3 separate regions of the Homo sapiens genome follow, and all the other regions are linked to region 3. Evidence: read pairs that join two places in POLR2A ChIA-PET (ENCODE). Cell type or tissue: A673. All regions are shown on one strand. Region 1 overlaps DTNBP1 (dystrobrevin binding protein 1). Region 2 overlaps JARID2 (jumonji and AT-rich interaction domain containing 2). Region 3 has its middle 130 kb from the start of JARID2-DT.

Region 1 (4,000 bases), 500 kb before region 3:
AGTCCTAGGTGTCATCTTCTTCCAATAAAAGTCTATTTTGTCTGTTGACAATCTGCTGTTTAGCATAGCCACCTTCATCAGTTATCGTAGCTAGATCTTCTGGATAAGCTGCTGCAGCTTTTACATCAGCACTTGCTGCTTCACCTTGCACTTTGCTGTTATGGAGATGACTCCTTACTTTAAATTCCATGAACCAACCTCTGCTAGCATCAAACTTTTCCAGCTTTCTCACCTGTTTTAGCTTTCATAGAACTGAAGAGAGTTGGAACCTTGCTCTGGATTAGGTTTTAACTTAAGGAAGGGAATGTTGTGGCTGGTTTAATCTTCTGTCCAGACCACTCAGACTTTCTCCATATAAGCAATACGGTGGGTTTGTTTTCTTATCGTTCATGTGTTCATTGGAGTAGCATTTTTAATTTCCTTTCAGAGCTTTCCTTGGCATTCACAACCTACCTAACCATTTTGTGCAAAAGGCCTAGCTTTTGGCCTGTCTTGGCTTTCGACATGCCTTCCTCACTAAGCTTGATTATTTCTAGCTTTTGATTTCAAGTGAGAGATATAAGACTCTTTCTTTCACTTGAATAATTAGAGGCCATTGTAGGGTTATTATTAATAATTGGCCTGATTTCAATATTATTGGGTCTCAGGAAATAGAGGGGTCCAAGGAGAGGAAGAGAAATTGGAGAATGGCTGGTCAGTGGAGCAGTCAGAACACATACAACATTTATGGGGCTTGTGGCACCCCAAAACAATGACAACAATATGTGCTGGTGTGTACCACAGAATTCTAGAAGGGCTCAGGAATTGAAGGCACCAGGATCTTGAAAGATAAGGTGTGTTGAAAGCACGTATGTGAAGTAAGATCCCTTGATCCTCCGCTTAGCCAGGTGATCACCCTATCCCTAGCTCATCAGGCAATGTGGAATTTCACCTGAGGGGCTCCAGACTTGACTCTAACACACTTGAGGACAGGTAGACATACAAATGTATTGAAAACAGAGGAACTAAGTGAAAGCCTACGTAGTAAACAATAAGACTGTTTAGGCCCTTTTCCCCAGTAGGTCCCAGAACTCCGGCAGCCAAACTCACATCCCCTGTGCGGAAGAATGGAGCATTCATCTGCAAAACTGCACTTGACCAGCCCACAAGAAAAGGCCTGCAGATATGGATATTTAGGTTGTATGTATGTGGTGAAACAGCTAGGTCTGCTCTTACCACCCTCTGATGCTGAGCCCACACTCTGCATAACTTCGAGTCAACTTTTGTTGCCTCACTCAAATACAAATAGACAGCTGAGGAATCATATTCAATTAAGAAAGCTTCCAAAATGAAAACAACTGAAATACGTAGACTATAAGCTAGTAAACAATATTGTTTAAAACCTGCAGAAGAACGAGAGACTGAGGAGCAGAAGAAAACTTAAAAACGAGGCTGGGCGTGGTGGCTCACGCCTGTACTCCCAGCACTTTGGGAGGCCAAGGTGGGTGGAACACGAGGTCAGGAGATAGAGACCAGCCTGGCTAACATGGTGAAAACCTGTCTCTACTAAAAATACAAAAAAATAGCTGGGCATGGCAGGGTGCACCTGTAATCCCAGCTACTCAGGAGGCTGAGGTGGGAGAATTACTTGAACCCGGGAGGCGGAGGTTGCAGTGAGCCGAGATTGCACCACTGCACTCCAGCCTGGGAGACAGAGCAAGACTGTCTCAGGAAAAAAAAAAAAGAAAAATTGTAATTAGTAGCTTCAGATATATGGGAACATCTTGTAAGAGCCCATTTTGTATTTATGAGACAAGAAAAGATGCTGTAGAAAAGGAACAAGAGAGAGCTTTTAGAAGCACATGCACCCTATAACTTAAAAGTATTAAAAAAAAAAAAAGAAGGTAGCAAAAGTAGAAAATTTCACCTGAAGCATAAGATAATGTTAAACCTCTAAGAGAACAAAAAGTCTGAGGAAAAACTAAGAATGTTAAGATAATTCATAAGTCCCATGTTTGAGTACTAGGAGTTTCAGAAATAAAGGAGTGAGAAGGAGGAGAGACAAATTTATTGAGGAAATAACATAAGGAAGTTGTCCAGAATTGAAGGATATGAATGTTTGAGTTTAAAAGAGCCCATGAAGTGCCCGACAAAATGAGTGGAGAAAGATCTGTTGTCAAATACATATTTTTGTAAATTTCACTACACTAGGAATAAAGATCATAAAAGCCTTCAAAAAAGGCTTTTATATTAAGGATCAGGAATCAAAAGGAACATCAACTTTTCAGCAACAATGCCGAAAGTAGAAAATGGTTACTAAGAATATTTACTGGGCAAAATTTTCATCAAGCATGAGGAAATAAAGTCATTTCCAGGCAGCCAAGGGCTCCAGTGTGGTGGATGTGGACACTTTGTCAGGAAGCTCCTGGAGGATGTGCTCCACACACAAGGGAGTAACCCAGGAGGAGGAAGAGCCTGCACAGAGCAGAGATGAGTCACTCCAGGAGGATTCATTCTGTTCAGAAGAGACACCAAGGGAATTTCTAGGGAGGTGGTGAGAAGCTTCAGCAATCCTAGAGAGCAATTCATATTGGGACAGGAAGGCCTTCTGGAGAATTCTAAGTAGTGTTTCCAAGGGGGAAAAAATGAAGCTAATGCATTGTCTTATCGGCGTGGCAATATTGAGAGGAGCTTTATGACTCCTTTATTTATTTATTTATTTATTTATAACTTGAATTATTAAACTCTGGTGGAGGGTTTAATGAGGAATTAGAGATAAATGTGTGTGTTTTTTTTTAAACCAAGCAAACAACAACAAGGTAGATATTAACACTGAGGGGAAACAGTTTTTAAAAAAGAGAAATAATATGCTACATGGCTCAGTCACAAACAGTATTTATGTGATATTGGAATAATTAAAAGCAGAATTGTGATAAAACTTGCTGGGGAGATGGGGGAGAAAAAGCATATTTGTGTTGAGGGGAATTAGAGGTGTAAAATAGCTAATCCTCATCTTCTCCAGCAGGAAATCAAGAAGTAATATTTAAAATTGAAAAAAGAATAAATATTAATATTTGCATATTATTTAGAAATAACAGAGGTAAATGCCAGGAAAAATAACTGAAAGAATTGAACATGGCTGCTTGTGAAAAACAGGGCAGAAAGGTGGAGAGAGCTGGGGCAGGGACTACTTGTCTTCACTATAAATACATCTCCTGGGTGCTCTTTGACTTCAGGAATGGGTATGTACTATCAACATGCAAAAATTGAATTAAACATTTTTTAATTAATTCCATATAACATTCCCTGAATTCTTCTGCATGGAATACTAGACTGAAAAGGTTGCCATTGATAAAACAGTATGTGATCAGATAAGCTCCAGAAACACTTTGCATTTGCCCACGGAGCTTTGCAGTGTGCATCAGCGTGCTAAAGGTTCTGAGAATTCCTGTGGTAAAGAAATGTTTTGCTGGGCACGGTGGCTCACACCTATAATCCCAGGACTTTGGGAGGCTGAGGCGGGCAGATCATGTGAGGTCAGGAGTTTGAGACCAGCCTGGCCAACATGGTGAAACCCCATCTCTACTAAAAATATAAAAATTAGCTGGGCATGGTGTTGCATGCCTATAATCCCAGCTACTTGGGAGGCTGAGGCAGGAGAATCCCTTGAACTCCGGAGGTGGAGGTTGCAGTGAGCCAAGATCGTGCCACTGCACTCCAGTCTGGGCAACAGAGTGAGACTCTGTCTCAAAAAAACAAAGAAATATTTTGGCCGGGCACAGTGGCTCATGCCTGTAATCCCAGCCGAAAGCGGCAGATCACTTGAAGTCAGGAGTTCGAGACCAGCCGGGCCAACATGGTGAAACCCTGTCTCCACTAAAAATACAAAAATTAGCTGGATGTGGTAGTGGGTGCCTGTAATCCCAGACACTCAAGAGGCTAAGGCAGGAGAATTGCTTGAACCCAGGACCGGGAGGTTGCAGTGAGCTGAGCTCACACCACTGCACTCCAGCCTGGGTTA
Region 2 (4,000 bases), 170 kb before region 3:
GCAGTACAATAGGAGATAAGGGGACTTCAGATTTTGCTCTGAACATTTCTGAAACTGATCTTGAATGTTGTTTGTGAATTCACACATACCACAATGTATTCACGTTCTTTTGCTCTTGGACAAAGTTATTATCTTAATAGCATCACATGAATTAAACTGCAGTAAAGAGTGAGACACAGCCAGTGTGGGTCAAATCCAAAATGACTTCGTAGTTCACCTAGCCAAACCAGTTCCTTATTAGAATAAAAGGGTTGCAACCAGCATGCCCTCCAAGTGGTATATGCGCACTGACTGGAAGCTGCATCTCACATGCGTATTGGGCTCTCCCACGCTTATACACACCAAACACTGACACACTGAAACTTTCTAACATACCTGCAAACCTGTCAAATACCAGCTAATGCATGAAAACTCCCAGTTATCACTCATATGACGGCACGGTGTGATACCTGCTTGGATTTCCTAGCTAGTAATAACGCAAGCGTATTTTGCAGCATAAGACAAAAATCACAAAAAGGCAAAAATCACATGTTAAGGGGCTGGCCAGGCACGGTGGCTCATGCCTGTAATTCCAGCACTTTGGGAGGTCAAGGCAGGAGGATAACCTGAGGTCAGGAATTCAAGACCAGCCTGGCCAACATGGTGAAACCCCATCTGTAATGAAAATACAAAAATTAGCCAGGGGTGGTGGCTCATTCTTGTAATCCCAGCTATTCGGGAGGTTGAGGCAGGAGAACTGCTTGAACTCAGGAGGCAGAGGCTGCAGTGAGCCTAGATCACATCGCTGCACTCCAGCCTGGGCAACAGAGCGAGACTCCATCTCAAAAAAAAAAAAAAAAAGCAGGGTGTGGGGATAAGGCTTTACCTTTACTTAGCATTTTGTGGTTAACAAGAAACTGTACTACTGAATTAACTGCCTCAACATGGATTCAAACACCCTATTTTAAGATTACTACCAACAATAACTCCACATAAAGAATGTAAAAGGCTGGATCTTTGTTCCTTTCACTGACATCTTAGCTGAATCTTTATGATCTTTTTTAATGCAGGAGGAGGAAGGAACACGGAAGAAAATTACAGGAACAAGAATATCCAAAACTTAATTTTTTTCTAAATTGGAAGGGAAAAAACCGAGAAACTAATTTCTCAACTTGGCCCTGCTTTAGTTTAACTCGAACGAATTTAGAGAAGCAACATTACTACATCTGAAAGAGAGCCAACATTTACTTTGGCAGAAAAAAACCCAAGTCACTGAAGTTTTTTTTTATTACTACTGAAGTGCTGCAGCAGGAGCAACAGCATGTTTATTTTACCCTTTTTTAATGGATAACCAAGAGCACTATTTCAAAATTTCCAAAGTCACGGATTTGACAGAAGAAAGTAGACAATGGGTAATATACATACATACGACCAGGTGTTAATTTTTCAGTCTAGGTGGTAAGTGCCCCAGATGTTCATGCTATTCCTTCAACTTCCCTAGACATGAAATTTCCCGAAATATAAAGTCAGTGAGGGAAGGGGATTTAATCAAATTCATCCAGATGATCTGCAAGTTAATATGGAATGCAAAATTAGGATAACAACCAATACTTACTGATTGCCTCCTAAGTGCCAGGAGACTGATTTAATGAAGGGTCTTAGGTAATGCTTAAGAGTTTAGATTTTATCCCATAGACGATAGGGGCTAATGAGAACCTGAGCAGGAAAGTAACTGTTTTTCAAAGAAAGAAAACTATGACAACAGTAGGGAGATTAGAGGGTAGTGCCTCATCAACTCTGACAAATTAACACAAGTACAAATTAATAATGGTGTACATGAATGAAGTACAAGAAAGTTGTGCTGGGAAAGCTAAGGGAAGTGACAGTAAGATTTTAATGCAAGTGGTGTTAATCAGGCAAGTACTTATGGAAGTAAAGGCTTTTATAAATTAGCAAGAAGGGAGATAAAGAGTAATACACCTGGGCACATACTTCCACGACCCCAGAGGCCAGGGAATCACTGGAACTAAGCAGTAAGCCGTGCCATGGGGCTAAACATGTAAATCCATACACATATGAAAAGTCAGGCTCACAAAACTTACCCACCGCCAACAAAATCAAACTAGTGGGCATACATATCACCTGGGACACAGACATTGCAGATAGGAGTGACGTGCTCCAACCATTTCAGAAAACAGTATTTCACTAATGTTGAAAATACACACAACCTTCGACCAATTTAAATCCTAGCTGTGAGTCAGAATACACAAAACTAAGGGTCACAACCACACTGTATTTAGTGGTGAAAACAAAAGGCAATTTATTGTCCATATATATGAATATATGTATATATGAATTTTGTTATACAATAGCTGGACAATTTATCTTTTTTTTTTTTTGGAGACACAGTTTCATTCTGCCTCCCAGGCTGAAGTGCAGTGGTGCGATCTTGGCTCACTGCAACCTCCACCTCCCAGGTTCAAGTGATTCTCATGCCTCAACCTGAGCTTGAGATTCTCATGCCTCAACCTCAAGCTGAGATTACAGGTGTATGCCACCACACCCAGCTAATTTTTGTATTTTTAGTAGAGACAGGGTTTCGCCTTGTTGGCCAGGCTAATCTCGAACGCCTGACCTCAAGTGATCTGCCCGCCTCAGCCTCTCAAAGTGCTGGGATTACACGTGTGGGCCACCATGCCCAGCCCGGCTGGACAATTTCCACCCAAACCAGTCCTCCAATCAATTCCTCTCGCAGCAGGTATGGCAGATATGAGACTGGCAGGGATGGGGGAGCATGTCCCCCCAGACCCTTCCTCTGCTGAGCTGTACCAGCCAGCTACACTATTTTCACCAGCCAGCTACACTATTACAGAGCTCACCTTTCTTTTTTTATTTTTTATTTTTTGAGACGGAGTCTTGCTCTGTTGCCCAGGCTGGAGTGCAGTGGCGCGATCTCGGCTCACTGCAAGCTCCGCCTCCCGGGTTCACGCCATTCTCCTGCCTCAGCTTCCCGAGTAGCTGGGATTACAGGCATGAGCCATCACGCCCAGCTAATTTTTTGTATTTTTAGTAGAGACGGGGTTTCACCGTGTTAGCCAGCATGGTCTCAATCTCCTGACCTCGTGATCCACCCGCCTCAGCCTCCCAAAGTGCTGGGATTACAGGCATGAGGTACAGTGCCTGGCTCATTGCAGTGTTTCGATTGAAATTTTGCTGGCAGAGCCACGGCGCCCAGCTCACCTTTCTTTCTTTAACTTTTGAGACAGGGTCTCACTCTGTTGCCCAGACTGGAGTGCAGTGGCACAATCTCAGCTCACCGCAACCTCCACCTCCTGGGTTCAAGCTTCAGCCTGGGATTCTCCTGCTTCAGCCTGGGATTACAGGCATGCTAATTTTTGTATTTTTAGTAGAGACAGGGTTTCACCATGTTGGCCAGGCTGATCTCAAACTCCTGATCTGAAATGATCCACCCACCTCGGCCTCCCAAAGTGCTGGGATTACAGGCATGAACCACTGCGCCCAACCAGAGTTCACCTTTTTTATGGGGTTTTTCCCTTACACTGTTTACAGCATACTCCAACAGTGTGTTCTCTCTCCAAAAAAAAGGATTTCTTTTGCTTTCTCTCCATCTATCCATCTTTCTTTGCCAACTTTCTCTTGAACTTGCCTTTTGCAACTACATGGAATCCTTGACTGTTTTTTTTTTTTTTTTGCAGACTTGGCTATCTATTAGTAAGTTACGACAAATAGAAAGCTGTTCTCTGTTGTCTTTCATAACTACTTTTAAACAGGTGAATCAATCTAATGCTTCAGTAACAGCTACTGAATTAACAAAAGTCCCATTTTACGTTTAGTCATTTTCAACAGGTACCTTAAAATGCAAAATAAAGACTGTCGGACCTTTGTTTCAGTTTAACTACTAGCTCTCTTCCTGACAAAGAGACTGGCCTACAACCCTGAGAAACCTTACCCAGGATAGAGACAGAGATACCAGAGCCAAAATCTCTCATCTGTATAACTT
Region 3 (4,000 bases):
CATGACCTTCCCTTTCCTTTTGTTGTATTTTCTTGAAAGGGCTCCCCCAGCAGACAGACCAGGGCTCTAATGATGCTGCAGTTTTAGTTTTTTCTCCACAGATCTTTTTTCCTCTAGAGTAGCACTGTCCAGTTCAGTAGCCACATGTGATCAGTGGCTACTGAGTCCTTGCAATGTAGCTAGTCATATCTGAACTGTGCTGTTAGTGTAAAATGCACACTGGAATTCAAAGACATAGTATGAGAAAAAGAATGTGTGTATGTGTGCATATGTGGAGATATATATATATATATATATATATATATATATATATGAGACAGGGTCTTGCTGTGTTGCCCAGGCTGGAGTGCAGTGGCACAATCATAGCTTACTGCAGCCTCAACCTCCTGGGCTCGAGCGATTCTCCCACCTCAGCCTCACAAGTAGCTGGGACCACAGGCGCGCACGACCATGCTTGGCTAATTTTTGTATTTTTTGTAGAGATGGGTTTTTGCAGTGTTGCCTAGGCTGGTCTTGAACTCCTGGGCTGAAGTGATCCACCTGCCTTGAACTCCCAAAGTGCTGGGATTATAGGTGTAACTCACTGCACCTGACCAAAATAGATATATTTTAAAATTTTTTATTCTAATAGAGACAGGGTCTGGCTATGTTGCCCAGTCTAGAGTGCAGTGGCTACTCACTCCCACTACTAATCAGCATAGGAGTTTTGGCCTGCTCCACTTCTGACCTGGGCTGGTTCACCCCTCCTTAGGCAACATGGAGGCCACCATAGTGATGCTGAACTTAGTGCGGACACCTCATCGGCATCATGTGTGACAGTTCAGAACTCCTAGGCTCAAGTGGTCCTCCCACCTCAGCCTCCCAGGTAGCTGGGACTACAGGCACGTGGTTATTAATAATAACAATATCAATAATAATATTGATTGCCTGTTGAAATGATGTTTTGAATATATTGGGCCAAGGGAGATATATTATTAACATGAATTACTGCTGTTTGTAATTATCCTTTTTTTTCTTTTGAAACGGAGTCTCGCTCTGTCACTTAGGCTGGAATGCAGTGGTGCAGTCTCGGCTCACTGCAACCTCTGCCTCCAAAATTCAAGCAATTCTCCTGCCTCAGCCTCCCAAGTAGCTGAGATTACAGGTGTGCGCCATCACGCCCAGCTAATTTTTTTTTTTTTTTTTTGTATTTTTGTATTTTTAGTAGAGACAGGGTTTCACTACGTTGGTCAGGCTGGTCTCGAACTCCCCACCTCAAATGATCTGCCCGCCTCGGCCTGCCAAAGTGCTGGGATTACAAGTGTAAGTCACCACGCCCAGGCTGTTTATAATTATTCTTAATGTGGCCACTAAAACAATTTTTAAAATTACAGTAAAATATATATAATATAAAGTTTGCCATTTTAGTCTGGGTGCGGTGGCTCACGCCTGTAATCCCAGCACTTTGGGAGGCTGAGGCAGGGTGGATTACCTGAGGTCAGGAGTTCAAGACCAGCCTGGCCAACATGGTGAGACCCCTGCCTCTACTAACAATACAAAAAAATTAGTTGGGCATGGTGGCGCACATCTGTAATCCCAGCTACTGTGGAGGCTGAGGCATGAGTATCACTTGAACCTGGGAGGCAGTATTACTTTGGGCTAAGGTTCTTTGATTTCTGGAAATGTTTCATAGCCCACGGTGGTCACAATTAAATGTGGTCAGAACTACATGGGGAGCCCAATATTATTCTAATTGCTGTGTGAATGAGGGCTGAAATCACAGCCCAGCCTGACAAATCCTCTTTGGTTTCAGGGACTTTAACAAATCTTTATAGATAAATGTGCGTGGCTCGCTCTCTCTCTCTTTTTTTTTTTTTTGGAGAGATGAAGATCTAGCTATGTGCCCAGGCTGGTCTCGAACTCCTGGCCTCAAGAGATCTGCCTGCCTCAGCCTCCCAAAGTGTTGAGATTATAGATATGAGCCACTATGGCTGGCCCTGGCCCAATAACATTTGCCCTTCCTTCCTTCCTTCCTTCCTTCCTTCCTTCCTTCCTTCCTTCCTTCCTTCCTTCCTTCCTCTCTCTCTCTCTCTGTCTGTCTCTCTCTCTCTTTCTTTCTGTCTGTCTTTCTTTCCTTTTTGAGACAGGGGCCTAGCTCTGTCACCAGGTGGTGTGATCATATCTCACTGTAGCCTCAACCTCATGGGCTGAAGCAATCCTCCCACCTCAGCTTCTTGAGTAGCTGGGACTACAGGTGCATGCTCTGCACTCAGCTAATTTTTGTATTTTTAGTAGACATGGGGTTTCATCATGTTGCCCAGGCTGGTCTCGAACTAATAATCTCAGGTGATCTGCCTGCCTTGACCTTCCAAGTGCTGGGATTATAGACATGAACCACTGAGCCCAAAAACATTTCTAATATGAAGAAGTAGAGTCTAACCTAAATACACCTGTCTTTCACTATGAAAATATTGCTCATTTCTTTTTTTTGAACTCTTCAAACATTTTTGCTTGCCCAGTTGGGAATTCTCAGTATATGTATATTTACTAGTTTTACTCTCAAATTGCATAACACATTAGTAAAATTAATGTAATTTTTTTTTTACAGAATATAATAGAATACAGTAAATAAAATAGAGGTCTAACTCTGCCCTTTCTGGGTCTCAATGGGTCATCTTGCACACAGTCTGGGGTTTAAGAACCCTACTTTGGAAACTATTGCATCATGCTTCTTCCATTGGAAAGATGCAAAATCCCAAGAATGGAATTTGTTCTTCTCTTATTAGTGGTAGGGCAGAATTATTATTACAGTCAAAACTGTCCATCTACTTACACCAAAACCTACAACAAAGTTTTGGCAATACTGTAATATTGTATGAGAATGATCCACAGCTGGGTTTTTCTTCCCAGATGAGCAGGACACTGGCACAGGGACAAGATGTTGACGACATAGACTGTTTTCATTGTGTTTTTCTGTGTAAACTCATTTACTGTCATTAGTAATCATCACTGTATGAGAACTTCCAGGCTGGCAATGTTACAAACAGTAAGGCACAGAAGACTTTCTCTCAGGCTCTGTTTGATGGAAAACACACAAACCATGGGCCAAAATGGCAGGATCTGCTGGGCACAGTGGCTCAATCCTGTAATCCCAGCACTTTGGAAGGTTGGGTTGGGCGGATCACTTGAGGTTAGGAGTTTGAGACCAGCCTGACCAACATGGTGAAACCCCGTCTCTACTAAAAATACAAAAATTAGCCAGGCATGGTGGCAGGTGTCTGTAATCCCAGCTACTCAGGAAGGTGAGACATGAGAATCACTTGAACCCAGGAGGCGGAGGTTGCAGTGAGCCAAGATCACGCCATTGCACTCCGGCCTGGACAACAGAGCAACACTCCATCTCAAAAAACAAAAAAAGGCTGGGTGTGATGGCTCATGTCTGTATTCTCAGCTCTTTGGGAGGGTGAGGTGGGTGGATCACTTGGTCAGGAGATTGAGACCATCCTGCCTAACATGGTGAAACCCTGCCTCTACTAAAAATACAAAAAAAAATTAGCCAGGCGTAGTGGCAGAAGCCTGTAGTCCCAGCTACTCAGGAGACTGAGGCAGGAGAATGGCGTGAAACTAGGAGGTGGAGCTTGCAGTGAGCTGAGATCGCGCCACTGCACTCCAGCCTGGGAGACAGAGCGAGACTCCATCTCAAAACAAAAACAAAACAAAACAAAAAACCAAAATGGCAGGATCGAGGTATATGTGAGTTACTAGCAAGACACTGAATACATAATTCCCACACAGAAGAAGATATTGAAACCTTTGTGTATTATGCCTGACATTAATTATTTGTGCTTTAAAAATATGTGTGTGTGTATATATGTATACATATACGTATACATGAATACGTACACGTATACATGAATACGTACACGTATACATGAATACGTACACGTATACATGAATATCTATACCTATACGTATACATGTATATCTATACCTATACGTATACATGTATATCTATACCTAT

The links. Peaks named below come from ENCODE experiments on the same cell type or tissue, not always from the same donor. Only the 100,000 strongest peaks of a DNase experiment are listed, where the experiment ranks them.
Region 1: POLR2A ChIA-PET joins it to region 3 with 5 read pairs; 1 of 35 experiments calls an interaction of 5 or more read pairs at or near these places.
Region 2: POLR2A ChIA-PET joins it to region 3 with 6 read pairs; 2 of 35 experiments call an interaction of 5 or more read pairs at or near these places.

What each region holds. Positions count from the first base shown.
Region 1 is chr6:15,607,048-15,611,047 of GRCh38, reverse strand. All of the region lies in intron 6 of DTNBP1 (dystrobrevin binding protein 1), which reads left to right. Among named protein-coding and RNA genes, the nearest start is that of DTNBP1, 54 kb to the left of the region's middle. In A673, no CTCF peak of the experiment used is centred here; a DNase peak (open chromatin) is centred at 2,467.
Region 2 is chr6:15,277,470-15,281,469 of GRCh38, reverse strand. All of the region lies in intron 1 of JARID2 (jumonji and AT-rich interaction domain containing 2), which reads right to left. Among named protein-coding and RNA genes, the nearest start is that of JARID2-AS1, 31 kb to the right of the region's middle. RefSeq lists an enhancer at 1-897. In A673, no CTCF peak of the experiment used is centred here; no DNase peak of the experiment used is centred here.
Region 3 is chr6:15,109,851-15,113,850 of GRCh38, reverse strand. It overlaps the pseudogene RN7SL332P. Among named protein-coding and RNA genes, the nearest start is that of JARID2-DT, 130 kb to the left of the region's middle. In A673, a CTCF peak has its summit at 46; a DNase peak (open chromatin) is centred at 2,040; H3K27ac peaks cover 3,145 bases.